Regions from separate parts of the Homo sapiens genome. Here region 2 is linked to region 1. Evidence: chromatin contacts called from ENCODE POLR2A ChIA-PET data. All regions are on one chromosome and are shown on one strand. The core of a region is the stretch at or near the end of the contact, and the rest is flanking DNA. Distances in the headings are between cores, read along the strand shown.

What was found. ChIA-PET counts read pairs that join two places held with the same protein, here RNA polymerase II (POLR2A).
Region 2: POLR2A ChIA-PET joins it to region 1 with 22 read pairs in BJ. The contact joins two enhancer-like sites. POLR2A ChIA-PET finds 5 or more read pairs at or near these places in 2 of 52 experiments (BJ and OCI-LY7).

What each region holds. Positions count from the first base shown.
Region 1 is chr12:113,270,724-113,273,493 of GRCh38, reverse strand. It overlaps TPCN1 (two pore segment channel 1), which reads right to left. Exons shown (of 28, transcript NM_017901.6): 8 at 802-836; 9 at 204-262. Among named protein-coding and RNA genes, the nearest start is that of MIR6762, 19 kb to the left of the region's middle. Within about 2 kb of position 1,518, at least 26 of the 41 ENCODE cell types and tissues checked have a DNase peak (open chromatin) inside an H3K27ac peak, as active enhancers do.
Region 2 is chr12:120,120,718-120,123,417 of GRCh38, reverse strand. No RefSeq gene overlaps it. Among named protein-coding and RNA genes, the nearest start is that of RAB35-AS1, 5.2 kb to the right of the region's middle. Within about 2 kb of position 1,422, at least 2 of the 41 ENCODE cell types and tissues checked have a DNase peak (open chromatin) inside an H3K27ac peak, as active enhancers do.

The DNA of each region.
Region 1 (2,770 bases), core at 269-2,768:
ACAGCTCCTTGTCTGCCTTCCCAGCCTCCAACCCTGGTTCCCCTACTCTCATCCCTGGGCTCCGTGCTCAGTGGGCCAACCCTGTCTCCCAATAGCACCACAGCACCTGCCTGTGCTGGGATGTGGAATATACTTGGCAGAAAAGAGAAAGAGACCCCAGGGCGGCAGCAGAGGACCAAAGGCAAGGCAGAGCCTGCACTTACTTGGCTGTGGTCAGAAGGACAAACAGACTGACGATGCTGTTCTCCAGGGTGCTGAAGTACTGCAAGGGAAGAGAGGGCAGAGAAGTCGGGACCAGCCAAGAGCACACGGCCATCAGGAACAGGCTGTGATGGGCCACCTGGCATGCCCTGCCTTGACCGCTCTTGCATCTCTCAAGGAATCCCTGAGGGAGGCAGAGGAAAGAGCAAACATGCAGTCCAGAGGCCTCCCCTTTCCTGCACCTGATGCTTCCGGCAGAAGCAAACTATTGACTTGGGGGGACTTTTTTCTAGGGAGTCACATGTCTGGGCCATTCGCCTGGCTCTCCCCCACTGCTCCTCTGCCAAAATATTCCAATGGTCCAAACCTGATCCTGGCGGCACTCCTTTCAAGAACAGAAAAGGGGATCCCCAGCTCTCAAGGAAGAAAGTGGTCAAGTCTGAGTGATGGGAACTCCCAGGTGCAATGCACACACAAGCTATGATGAGAAACCAGGCAGGCCCCCCCTTCCCCATATGGCCACAGGGTCACGCCGGTGACCCTGTCTGAGGGAAAAGCCCTCCATAAAAGAAGAGACGGACAAATGTGCTGATTACTTACGGGGTCTGAAGGGTTAGGGGAGAACAAGTAGAAACCTAGAAGTGGGTGGAAACAGATAAACAAAAGGATTAGAGCAGAGGTCCCAAAACCTGGTGTCAAAAGGACTGGACAAATACATGCAAATGAACGCAGCAGGTCAGGAAGAGCAGCAGGGACTGCTGGGGACCACAGCACCCTGAGAACACATGCTCTGTTGGAAGGGAGCAGGGCTGCTGGCACCAGACGCTTGCTGCCCTACAGCAATGTGCCGGGCACTATCGGCTCTGTTCTTTCAAAAGGCTGGAAGTCTGTATTTTTGTGTAAAATCTAATTTTAAAATGCTGGCTCAAAGTTTTCAGACCAAACAAAACCCATCTGTAGGCTGGATCTGGAATCCAGGCTGCTGTTTCGCAATCTTAGGTTCTGAGAACATGACAGCTGACTAAATTCCAAAGGGATCCGCTGCTCCCTGCAGCCAGGGTCCCAGGGTGGGAATGCCATTCACTTCCTCCCTCCAGGAATGGACCACTCCCTGAGTCCCTGAAATCCTGAGTGGGAAAAGGGAGGAACTCTGCCCTCAGGGGAAATCAGCCCCTACCCCCGGAGAAGCACAAACAAAATTCTACCAAGAGTGGGGTGGTGGGTGGGAGGAAGTGAGAGCCATGACTCAGGACAAGGCAGTCACGAGGGCCGGGAGGGGTTGGCCCTGGCTCTAGCCTCAGAGTCAGGGCTCTGGAGTTCCACTGTCTTCACCATCTGCGGAGTCCTGGTGAAAGGACCTCGGCTTTCCCAGCTGAGTGCCACGGCTTCCGATGTCTATGCCCTGTGACTCTTGTGTGGCTGTCACAGTCAGCCCCACCTGAAAAACTAAGCCCTCCTGAGTGAGCAGCCTGTGACCATGCTGTACCCAGTGAAGCTGAAGCTTGCCGTCTCTCAGGGCCCAGGCAAGCGCCTTTGGGAAACTCTCAAGCGTGAGCACCGGGAAACACACAGGAGTGTTCACTGCGGTGGGATTTGTGATAAGAAAAACGTCCGACAGAAGAGCAGATAAACAAGCTTTGGCATACTTGCTCCGCTCCAGTGAAAATGAATAAACAGCATCTACATGTATCAACAGGAATAAATTTCAAAAACACAGTGCTGAGCGAAAGGGCAATGTGTAGAAGCGGACACCCATATTATATAACCACTTAGAGACTTTTTTAAGTATGCAAAGCATTATCATTTCTTTGTCACTTGGGGAAATGTAAATGTGAAGTAAAATATAAAGACGTGCATGGGAATGATAAGCGTAGGACAGGGGGTACCTTTGGGGAAAGCGGGAATCACAATCACTAAAGGTCACAAACATGCCTTCCATTTTATTTCTAAGGCTTCATTTCCTAAGCTGGATGGTAGGTCCATGGGTGTTCATGTTATTATTACTTATTTATTTTTGAGACAGAGTCTTGCTCTGTTGCCCAGGCTGGAATGCAGTTGCGCTGTCACAGCTCACTGCAACCTCTGTCTCCCCATGCTCAGGTGATCCTCCTGCCTCACCTCTTGAGTAGCAGGGACCACAGGTGCATGCCACATGCCACCATACCCAGCTAATTCCTGTATATTTTTTTTGTGTGTGTGTAGAGATGGGGTCTCCCTATCTTGCCCAGGCTGGTCTCGACCTCCTGGACTCAAGCGATCTGCCTGCCTCCTCCTCCTAGAATGCTGCGACAATCAGCGTGGGACACCATGCCTGGCGTATTTTTAAAATCTTTCTGAATTTATAAAACTACCTGCTCTGGTCTGAATGTTTGTGTCCCCTGCCCCTAATCCCTATGTTGAAATCCTAATCCCCAAGTTGAGGGTGTTAGGAGGTGGCGGCTGTGGGAGGTGAAGAGGTCATGAGTGTGACGTCCTCCCGAATGGGATTAGTGCCCCTATAAAAGAGGTCCCAGAGGCCGGGCGCGGTGGCCCACGCCTATAATCACAGCACTTTGGGAGGCGGAGGCAG
Region 2 (2,700 bases), core at 173-2,672, 6.9 Mb before region 1:
GCTAGGAAGCTGGGGTGCAGGATTCAATCTAGCATTTCGCAAATATTTTGCCCTCAAGACTCCTTATTTATTTACATGCAGGGTACTGCTCTGCCGCCCAGGCTGGAGTGCAATGGTGTGCTCATGGCTCACTGCAGCCTTGAACTCTTGAGCTCAAGTGATCCTCCTGCCTCAGCCTCCTGAGCAGCTAGGACTACAGCCACACACCACCACACCTGCCTAATTTTGTTTGTTTTTGAGATGGAATCTCACTCTGTCGCCCAGGCTGGAGTGCAGTGGCGTGATCTTGGCTCACCGCAGCCTCTGCCTCCCAGGTTCAGGTGATTCTTGTGCCTCAGCCTCCAGAGTAGCTGAGATTACAGGTGCCCGCCACCATGCCCAGCTAATTTTTTTTTTTTTTTGTATTTTTAGTAGAGATGGGGTTTCACCATATCGGTCAGGCTGGTCTTGAACCCCTGACCTCAGGTAATCCACCTACCTTGGCCTCCCAAAGTGCTGGGATTACACGTGTGAGCCATCGTGCCCAGCCTGGCTAATTTTTTAAATTTTTTTTGTAGAGATGAGGGTTTCACTATGTTGCCCAGGCTGGTCTTGAACTCCTGGCCTTGAGCCATCCTCCCTCCTCAGCCTTCCGAAGTGCTGGGATTACAGGTGTTTGTCACTGTGCCCAGCCGGGATCCTTTTATATTTTGAAATTTTTTTGAGGACACCAAAGAGCTCTTGTGTATACCTATCTTACCTATTGATATTTAGCATCTTAGGAGTCAAAACCAGGCTAGGCACAGTGGCTCATGCCTGTAATCCCAACACTTTGGGAGGCTGAGGTGGGAGGATGGCTTGAGGCCAGGAGTTCAAGACCAGCTTGGGCAACATAGTGAGACTGTTGTCTCTACAAAAAATTTAAAAATTAAAAAAAAAAAAAATAGCAGCCAGACGCAGTGGCTCACACCTGTAATCCCAGCACTTTCAGAGGCTGAGGTGGGTAGATCACCTGAGGTCAGGAGTTTGAGACCAGCCTGACCAACATGGCAAAACCCCGTCTCTACTTAAACAACATAAATATTAGCTGGGCATGGTGGCATATACCTGTAATCCCAGCTACTCGGGAGGCTGAGGCAGGAGAATTACTTGAACCCAGGAGGTGGAGGATGCAGTGAGCCGAGATCATGCCACAGCACTCCAGCTCCCACCTGAGTGACAGAGCAAGACTCTGTCTCAAAAGAAAAAAAAAAAGCCAGGCATAGTGGTGTGGTGGTGTGTACACCTGCAGTCCCAGCTACTCAGGAAGCTGAGGTGGGAGGTTCACTTCAGTCCAGGAGGTCAAGGCTGCAGTGAGCCATGATCGTACCACTGCACTCCCAGCTTGGGCAAGAGAGAGACTCAGTCTCAAAAACAAACAACAACAACAAAGCAAAACTGTTCAAGTGGCATTGTTCCACATTTTTTTAGGTTTCTAATGTCTGGATTCGCATGTCAGCTCTGCATTTGGTCTGTTGTATCACATGTCATGTAGGCTCTGGCAAACACTGTACAGTCATAAGCAAATGAAAGTGAAAAAGGCAAATCACATCTTAGTATTGTGAACATGTTTTGACTCTGAAGATCCTTTGAAAAGGTCTTAGGGAGCCCTGCGGGTCCTCAGACTACACTTGCAAAACCACTGATTTAATAATATAAAGGTTGAGTGAGAAAATTCCTGCTAAACGGTTTGGAGTCAGGGGAAGAAGCTGACCCTGAGTTAGACCCCAAGTTTGGCCCACACCCCAAAAAGTGAACTCAAGAGAGGGTTCAACTAATTGTATCTGACATTCTGTCCAACTCTCACACTGTGTGTGTGGCTTCACTTTAATTCAACAGGTATCAAGCACCTACCAGGCACTGGGTCTCCAGAGGATACAGATAAAGAGATGGTCCCTGGAATCATGGAACTTACATTCACTTGATTTCTGGGGGCTACATCAGGGCAGGGCAAGGCCCACTGCCAAGTCTCTTGGTGTGGCATCAGGCTTGCAGGTGTGGGAGAAAGGGCCCGTTTCCACTTCCATCAGAGGGAGACACCAGGCATCATATCATATCCTCTCTTCCTTCCCTCTTGGACCAGTATGCTGAGTGGTCCCCATCTTGCTCCTAATTTAAAGTCCCTGTCGGTCAGTTTACCTGCCTTCTCTGAGTTCTGATTCACCACCCACTGCTTCCTTCCTGGATGATCACAGCACACGTTCCCTCCCTTGCTACCTAGCACTCAGCAGCTTTGAAGTCCATGTTGCTGTCTGAAATAATGGATTTCACAGGTCCCTCCAACCTCCACTGCACTGATCTTCATCCCTGACACTGCTACCCTTGAGGGCCTGAGGTCCCCCTCTCCTTTACCCACTTAGCCTTCTGGTTGGTGACACTTTACTTCCCAAAGCTCTTTGAAGCGCCCTTAGCTCATCTTCCCTCCAAATATTCACTCCTTATTATTTCCTGGCTGCTAATCCTCTGCTTCCACTATCCTGAAAAATACTTCATGAGCCCCACTGCTCTCACCACCAAGCATTGTTTCTCTTGTCATCCACTGCCAAACTTCCTGCCACCTCTGTGGCTCCACTGCCTGCTTCTGCAAACCTCAGCGTGCTCCCTGCTTTACTTTTCTCCTTGGACATACTTGGTGCCTGTATTCTCTATCAGAATATAAGCTCTATGAAAGCTGGGATTTTA